2 separate regions of the Mus musculus genome follow, and region 1 is linked to region 2. A link is a loop called in an ENCODE intact Hi-C map of the cell type or tissue named here. Cell type or tissue: left cerebral cortex. All regions are shown on one strand.

Region 1 (4,000 bases), 82 kb after region 2:
ACAGGTAGATGGATGGGTATAACTGTTTTAAGAAAATGGTTAGGGTGGCCTCTAGGGAAAAGTGAGAAGCTGGAACCTGAGGCAGGAGGGATTGTTCAGCAGATTTTCTTTTTTATATTTTTTTGTGTCTCTGTCAAATCACCCCCTCATTTTTTCCTTCCCTTCCTCACTGACCCATCTCCCGCACTCACCCTCCTGCCCACTTATCCAGCCACTTAGCCATCCATCTACTTCCCCTCCCTTCCCCCATTGTGTCTGTGTCTCAGAGGATGACTCAGAGGAAATAGTGGCCAGCTTTTCAGCTCTGCACAATGAAGCATGGTGGGGACTCAGAGCCAGGGCCATGACTAAGGAACGAAGGGTTGTGTTTTCCCAGCAAAGTTCTTACACTGGATCCCTTCACACACTTTTTGATCATCATCTCCTTCGTGTGAACACTGGAGGCTCGTGGGAGTCTAACATCTCCAGACTGGCCTTCGGGTGAGTTTTCTGATGGGCGAATTCCCATTTCCCTCTTATAAGCACATTCCAAGTCCTTCCATCTGGCCTGCAACCTGTTTCTTATTCCACAGAAAACATTTCTTTCTGGTGCTGATACTCAGGCAAAGAGACAGAAATACTCAGTGAAGGCGTGTTCTAACACCTCCACCCAGTGAGGGTGCTGAGACACCGTGAACAGCGGCTGTCCCACTGCCCGCTCCCCTCCCACTATTCCTGGTTCATGACATCCATTTATCGTGTGGTCTTTCAACCATGCAGGTGTTTTCAATATAGAGCCTCATGACAACCTCTGAGTCAAATGTCATCAGAGAGCTTGAGTCAAAGCCTGGGCCCAAGCAACCCCCTCCCTTCCATGAGCTCACCTTCAGGATCCTGGTGGGAGGTTTAGGCTTAAATACAGGACCGGAAACAATGTATAACTAAGGGGTCCTAGCCAAGGTGTGGTCCCACCCCTCAGTGATCCAACGCTGTCTTAGCTCTGTTTTGTGTTTTTTGCAAGGTAGGCTGACAAGTTGTCAGAACTGTGTAAGAGCTCTTACCTGTAGACAAGCCCCCTGCCCCTCCCCTGCTGCCAGGCAACAGGGCCTCAGCCTTTCTCTTACCAGCATGAGATTCCTGGGGGGAAATTCCAGCTCCTGGGGATCACTGTTTGAATTGTCTCACAGCCAAAGGGAGGGGCATGCATCCCTCTTTGGATTCTCACCCTCCACTTTGGTACCTACCCTCTATGCAGGAGGAGTCCAATGCTTAGAGCACAGGGCTCCACCACTGGTACCTACTGCCTACTGAGCTGCTCTAGTCTTGCACCTTAACCTCCCACCCCCCACCCCCCACCCCCAAGATTCAGAACACATCTTAGTTTCCAGGCTCAATATGGTGTCGTGATCCTTTCTCTTGCTCCACCAAACTGAACTTGGGCTCACAGACAGGCAGCTTCATTGCCACAGCTTCCAATGCTGTGACCCCGTCAACCTTCTCCCTTTCTCTGGACTTCAGTTTCTCAATCTGTAAAGCAAAGATGGCTGCTACCCACAGTCAGTGAGCATTAGGTGGCCAGATATGAGGAATCTAGTTGATCCTGTGGGCTGTGTTGAGTAAGGCAGTGAGCTCTGAACACATTCTCCCTGAGAGCCTTCTGGTGTAGGCTGGATCTTGGTGTGGGAATGCCTGAGAATCCTTAGTGAGTCAGCCCCACCTGCTGCCCTGACTCCCAGGCACAGTTAGCCACTATACAAACTATACAGCTTACCAGGAGAACAGGGCTCACCTTAGGTGCCCAAGGCAGAGAAGGTGGAAGCTTAGCTCTCAGCCTCCAGGGAACCATAGACAAAGTAATTAAAACATCAGAAATGTTCATTCCCATAATCCTGAGCCAGGAGGAAGACTGGTTCTCTCTGGTGACTCCCCCAGGGTAGATTCTCTACCCCATTCTTAGAATCCTGTGTCAGAATGGACACACTTTCTGCTTGGTAAGGACAGTGAGGGATTCATGCTGCACTCCAGGCCCAACAGGAAGTGAGGTGCAGCTGGGAATCTAGCTAAGGAAAACTCCACAGGGTTCCCATTGTCAGCAGAGGCAGGAAGTATTCAACTTCTCCATTCCATAACCCTATTCCAGGACTCATCTTGGCCTAACTTACCTATGAAGGGGTCCAAGAGGACCATACCCATCAAATGGACGTTCTGCTACTGCCCACTCCTGGCTCCAAGAAATGAGGGGTTGTGGGGGGTGCTGGATGGCATTGGACAGCAGACAGTAGACAGTTGATTGTGAGCTTTGGCAATTCACCATGTCAGATCAGTCCCAAATATAGGATGGGCAAGGCAGGGCAGAAATTGGAACCAGAAGGGAAGAGATTTCAGGTTCCTAAAGTCCTTTTATCTCCCTGGGAAGTAAGCTATTGGCTAGCTCTCAGCACCTGAGAAACAACACAGCTTAAAAGATAAGCAGCCATAGCTGTCTGCTAGTCTTAGTGCATGTCTATCTTTCTGGATACATAGGAGTCTAAAGCAGAAAGATTGCTTGAGACTAGGAGTTCAAGGCCAGCCTAGACAGAACAGCGGGGTCTGCTTGCCAAAGAAACAAAACACCACTTGAGTGCAAGGTGACCTGCAAGTGGGTGGACCCAGCCCATGGGCTGGCTTAGGCCCTTTTGCAGTCACAATAAGAAGAATGTGAATGGCCACCAGTGTTAGGGTCAACACATGCCTCACTGGAGGCTGTGGCTTTGAAAAGCATCATGCATGCATGCACAAGCATTGGGGAAAAGCCAGGGGCCTCAGCACTGAGTTTGCAACCTTCTGTGAATTTATCATCATTTCGAAACGATGCTTATTAGGGCCTTAGAAATCTAAAGTAAATTAGCAAGAAGAATTCTTTCAATCTTTATGTTGTAAAAAAGAAATGCTTTTTTAGATAAGCACCATGTAATATAGGCAAGATGGTTATTTTGACAATAAAAATGGAATACAATGGAACTGGAGAAGGATAGAAAGGGGGAAAGTATGGGGATGTAGAGAGAGAGAGGGGACTTGCATCCTGGAGTCTAGCTTATGGGGGGGGGCTTACATCTGGAAGTCTAGTTGAAACTCTACAATTCCAACACAATTGGTAACATTTGCTGTGAAGGTTGTCTACATAGGGACAATACTTGCTTCCTACAGAGCTATTTAAAACAGTAATGTTAAAACAGCTGTAGACAATGCTTAAGGGTTAAGCATATAAGGCACACTCCCTTTTGTAGCTATAAACCTGCAATTTTCTAGAAGTCTCACCAGAAATTACATTTATTGTAAAAAGATATGCCTTTAATCCCATTGGGCAGCCTAAGGCTGATAATCAGATTGTAATTATATCTAAGAGACTTCCAGAGCCACAAGATAATCTCACTTTATCAAAAAAGAACAACAGCAACAACAAGCTCTCAGCAACCTGTTAAGATGTAACTTGGGAGCCCCAAAATGGTGTTAAAGGTCAGATCTGAGTTTGGAGAGAGTTGACTGCTATTTCCAGGTTTTACGTCTCCTAATAATGATTTAGATAGAGACACATGTATACTAACAGGAAAGGAAATAGTTTATTAAGAGAGAGAAACATTTCCAAGCCTGAAAATGGGCCAGAACTAGAGCTATATGCAGGTTCCAAAGAGGCCGAGCTGGGGCCCTGAGATCTTCTGTGGGTCATTTCGATGCTAAGTGAATGCTCTGCAGACCTAGCTCATCCCAGATCCTACAGAAGATAGTACCCATTACAGAACAAACAACTTTATCAATCAAGGACATTTACCAAATCCATTAGTGGGGACAACGAGGAGGAGGGTTACAGCCAAGCAGGGGAAACCCTGCTGCAGATTTTAGGTGTTCTTTGATGGCATTCTTAGCTTTTGGATTGGTGTAAACTAGCAGCTTGCTAGAAATACACTTTACAGTTCTTGGAAGTCACGAGGATGTCAGGTCAGATACAGGGGTGGGTGAAAATGGCTTCCAGGGACTAAAAATA
Region 2 (4,000 bases):
TAGTGCTGGGCACATCAGTGTCTATAGGGTGAGACTTGCTTTTTCAGGCAGAGACCTCAGAACCTTGTGAGAATAGAATGGAATATTTTGGTCAATTAAAAACAAGAGACTATGAGGTATAACAGTTGCTTTTCACTGAATTAAAAAGAAATTTGCATAGTGGAAATAATTTTTCTAACATCTAAAATGGGCAAATTTTTATAAAACATCATGCAATAAAAAATAATGAGGTATAGGGAACGTTTTCCTTTAAAGCATTCATACAATGGAATTTCCTGACATTCAGGCTCTGCCTGTCTGTCACCTATTCAAAGGACCTGGAGAGTGAATCACCCTCCCTACACCATGGCCAGGAACCAAGGCAGGTGGTGGCTGCAGACCATCACCCTCCCTACACCATGGCCAGGAACCAAGGCAGGTGGTGGCTGCAGACCATCCTGCCGATGCAAGGGGCTATTCGGGTCACTCAACATGGCATAGGACCAAAGGATTTCACATTCAATTTACAGCAAGGCAGTATTTACACATTTTCTAAGTGGAAACAAGATTATTTCTAACTGTGGCTTGATAATGTGACAGTCCTGTGTAGAAGGGTGGACATGGTCGCAAGGTGCAGGTTTGTGTTGGTATTGTTATTAGACGCTGAAGGGCCCTGAAGGGGAAGATGGCAGACATGAGGGAGCAGTGGGAGAAAGCCCTAGTATCCCTGTAGGGATTTTGGCCCAGGATATTATTTTATAAGATCCTGTTCCATTTGCCAAATGCTTCTGTTTAAATGAAGCCTGTCAAAGACCTTCTGCCTCGCTTAAACAGAAGTGGCATCATCAGGCCGAAGCAATTTCGAAACCCATGTCTCAACTGTGTGATTTAATAGTAGCACCAATTTTCCATTTAAAAACACTTAAATATAAACCTGAGAAGTCTAACATGAAGTGAGGGCCAGAGCCTGCACCCACTCCCGCCTGCTCAATTTCCTTCTACAAACACAGGGTGTGAAGCAGCCCCGGCTGCTTCTGCGATGGCACAGCAGAGGTCCTGAAATGTCTGAGATCCCAACTTGTCCTGTGGTCTGAAGCTCCCCATGTTGTCATCTAGGCTCACAAGTATTCTGTGGACCAGCTTCGAGGAGCTAAGCTCGGGAACACTAAGGCTTTTCCTCTGCAGTGTTCTTTAAGCAGACGGGACAGCAAGCGCCTTCCACTTTCACAGGCTGGGGGCAGGCTGCAGGCTGGCAAGCTTCCACAAAGCAGGTGATCTGGCCATTCTAAAGGAGGGGAGATACACTCTTGTCATTCTTGGGCCCTCGGCTTGGCATGACCCACATGACCCCTGACCCAGTATGACACCCAATGGTTCTTTCCCTCATCCCCACAGTATTTCCTAGCCCCTGTGCTCGACTCAGCTGGACTGGGACTGGGACTGAAGACACTAATTGGAGCGTTTCAGCTACAAGTACATTCCCTGGAGGACCCCATTGTCCTCTCACCCTACTGAGGCCTAGGATCAAAGGAGTGAGCTGTCCCAAACCTAATCTCCACGTAACCCTGCCAGGAAGCACACTGAGCCAGACGGAAGCACTCTTCTCCTCTGCAAACAATCCTTCCTCTCCTAGCTTAGTCTTCCTTAGCCAGGCAATCCAGGGATGCTTAGAGTACTCTGTACTGTTCCCTGACCCCTGCTAGATAAGAGGTGACCTGGATCTCCCCTCATTCCTGCTGTCCTGCCTTCTTGCTCTGTATCCCTGTCAGGACGTCAGGGGAACCTGTGCTCATAAGCAAGGTTTATCATTGGCCTACTTGTCACTTCTTCCCAAAGATGGACTATATCCGATAGTATTTTCTGTAACTAATATCCCAGGCCAAAACTGGACAATAGGGATGGGGGTGGGGTGGGGTGAATGTAACAGCCAGCTTTTCGAGCACGGGTCCTAAGCTGTGGAGTTCTCAGGTTCCTGGTTGTGTGTATGTTCCCCGTACACCATTAGCTGCGAAGGTGGTTCACACAAATGCCCCTAGTTGCTCTTTGCAGCGTATGAGGGGAAACCAGGGCTGAGGATGAGGGCCAGCAGGACCTCACTCTGACACCTGGACCACCAGCCCTCCAGGTACAAACACAGACCCGACCCCCATACTCACTTTGCACTCACAAACTGTGCATGGGTCTTTTTTCCACTTTGTGTTGCCGCCGTGAGATTCACCGCTGTCATCCACACATTCTGTGGTGCTGAGCCGAGACTCCAAGCTGTTTATCTGCAGCAAGGCGCAAGGCAGTCAGACTTGATAGAATAAACGTCAGCAGCCATAGCCAGCAGAGGAGAGGCTGCCCACGTGACAACAGGTGCTGGGAGTCTACTTGCCGTGTGGAGTTCAACCCCGCCCCCTGCCTACCTACTGCGCACAGCATACTCCCCAGTCCACGCTGGAGCAGAGCACAGAACATCGACGCTTGGCACTAAGATCCCCTGGTTGTCTTTGCATTAGGATGACTTCCCACCCAGCAGCCTAAATCCCAACTGGAATCTAGTTAGCCAAAGAGCTATTCACAATGAGACATGCTGTAGCATTCCCAAACAAAACAAAGGGAACTTCTGTAGGAACGACTCACTGGCATAATTGATATTTTAGGTATTAACTCTCTGCATTCCTGCTTGAGGCCTTGAAGAAAACCAAAGGCTAGATGAGCATTCTCAGGAAGTCGAGATTCATGTGGGCACTAGTGGCTGACTCTGAGGTAACTCAAAGCCCAGATATCTAAGGACCAAGGAGGCTGGGATCTGGACAGTAGTCAGCACTGACGAGCCATAGGCAACTGCACACATAGGTCATGCAGGGAACGACCAAATTTCCTGAGCTATCTGTACCAAGGCCATTCTGCACTGTCAGGTCTACTGGCATCTCGAGCTGAGCAGTCCCTAACTACACCACAGGTAGAATGCATGCAATAGTACTATGGACATTACGTCCATGTGGGCTTCCTGGACCAACCCTTGGTCTGAAGGACACCTGCTCATCAGTATCTAGAGGTCTCCTGGGATTGGTCTGAGCTTCTCTGCCTGAGCCAGGAATCCCCAGCACCACCCACTAGTGCTCCAGAGCAAACCTAGCTGGGTGCTGGAATGCAGAGACTGAGCCCTAGGCCTGCAGGGCAAGGATCTAGCAGGAACAGATGCCATAGGGATGGCTTTTTTTTTTTTAATCTAGAAAGGAATTTGAGTTACATGAGTCTCCCCTGAGCTTATCACATGAGTAGCCTTGGGATAGGAAAAGAGCCAGACCCAAGAATCCCAAAAACCAGGCACTAATGGCACACTACCTCCTGGGACACTCTCCACACCACCCAGGAGAACACTTCTCTGCCTCACAACTTCAAGCACGTGCCCTTCATGTTCTTCGTCATCGAGTGACCGTACCTCCCATGTCTCAGCCTCCCTCTCTTTGAAACAAGGCCTTTAGTAACTAAACACAGAGCTCCAGAGAAGCAGAACAAAGCTCCTTAGGCAGGAAGAGAGGGCTTTATGTATAGATCCTCAGGCAGGGCTATAGTGTGGAGTCCTGGTACCCTGCCACACAACTTCTGCCCGTCTACCATCACGGACTGACTAGGCTCTGGAAACAGTTATTTCCAAACTATTCTATAAGACATGGCTAACCAACAGGAATTCAGGTTTGTCTTCTCCTACACTTCTTCATATGACTTTGCCTGAGTTTTCTGGAACTTTCTGTCTATTCCAATGGTGTCCTCTCAGCCATATTCCCTGGCAAAGTACTCTAAACTTAGAGACACCAACTGTCCACTCCCCAGTGTTCCAGTTGCGGTGGTGTGAATGTCCCCTAGTAGTCCTGGGCATTTGGGCAAATGTTTCCCAGTTGTGTGGGGGAGGTCTAGGAGGCGTGGCCATGTTGGAAGAAGTCCATCGGTGTGAGTAGACTCTGAGATTCCAAAGCCTTGTACCATTGCTTGGTTCCTTTTCAAACTCGTGTGCTTTCCCATTCAAGATATG

What was found. Peaks named below come from ENCODE experiments on the same cell type or tissue, not always from the same donor. Only the 100,000 strongest peaks of a DNase experiment are listed, where the experiment ranks them.
Region 1: it touches region 2 in a loop (5-fold over the local background); 7 of 42 quality-filtered maps call a loop at or near these places.

Annotation. Positions count from the first base shown.
Region 1 is chr12:29,930,802-29,934,801 of GRCm38, reverse strand. It overlaps Gm31939 (a long non-coding RNA gene), which reads left to right. Exons shown (of 4, transcript XR_001780596.2): 2 at 377-480. Among named protein-coding and RNA genes, the nearest start is that of Gm31939, 5.2 kb to the left of the region's middle. In left cerebral cortex, no CTCF peak of the experiment used is centred here; DNase peaks (open chromatin) are centred at 525 and 1,651; H3K27ac peaks cover 2,633 bases.
Region 2 is chr12:30,012,715-30,016,714 of GRCm38, reverse strand. It overlaps Pxdn (peroxidasin), which reads right to left. Exons shown (of 23, transcript NM_181395.2): 22 at 2,136-2,249; 23 at 1-1,264. The coding sequence ends at 1,145. Among named protein-coding and RNA genes, the nearest start is that of Gm15691, 45 kb to the left of the region's middle. In left cerebral cortex, no CTCF peak of the experiment used is centred here; DNase peaks (open chromatin) are centred at 968 and 2,302.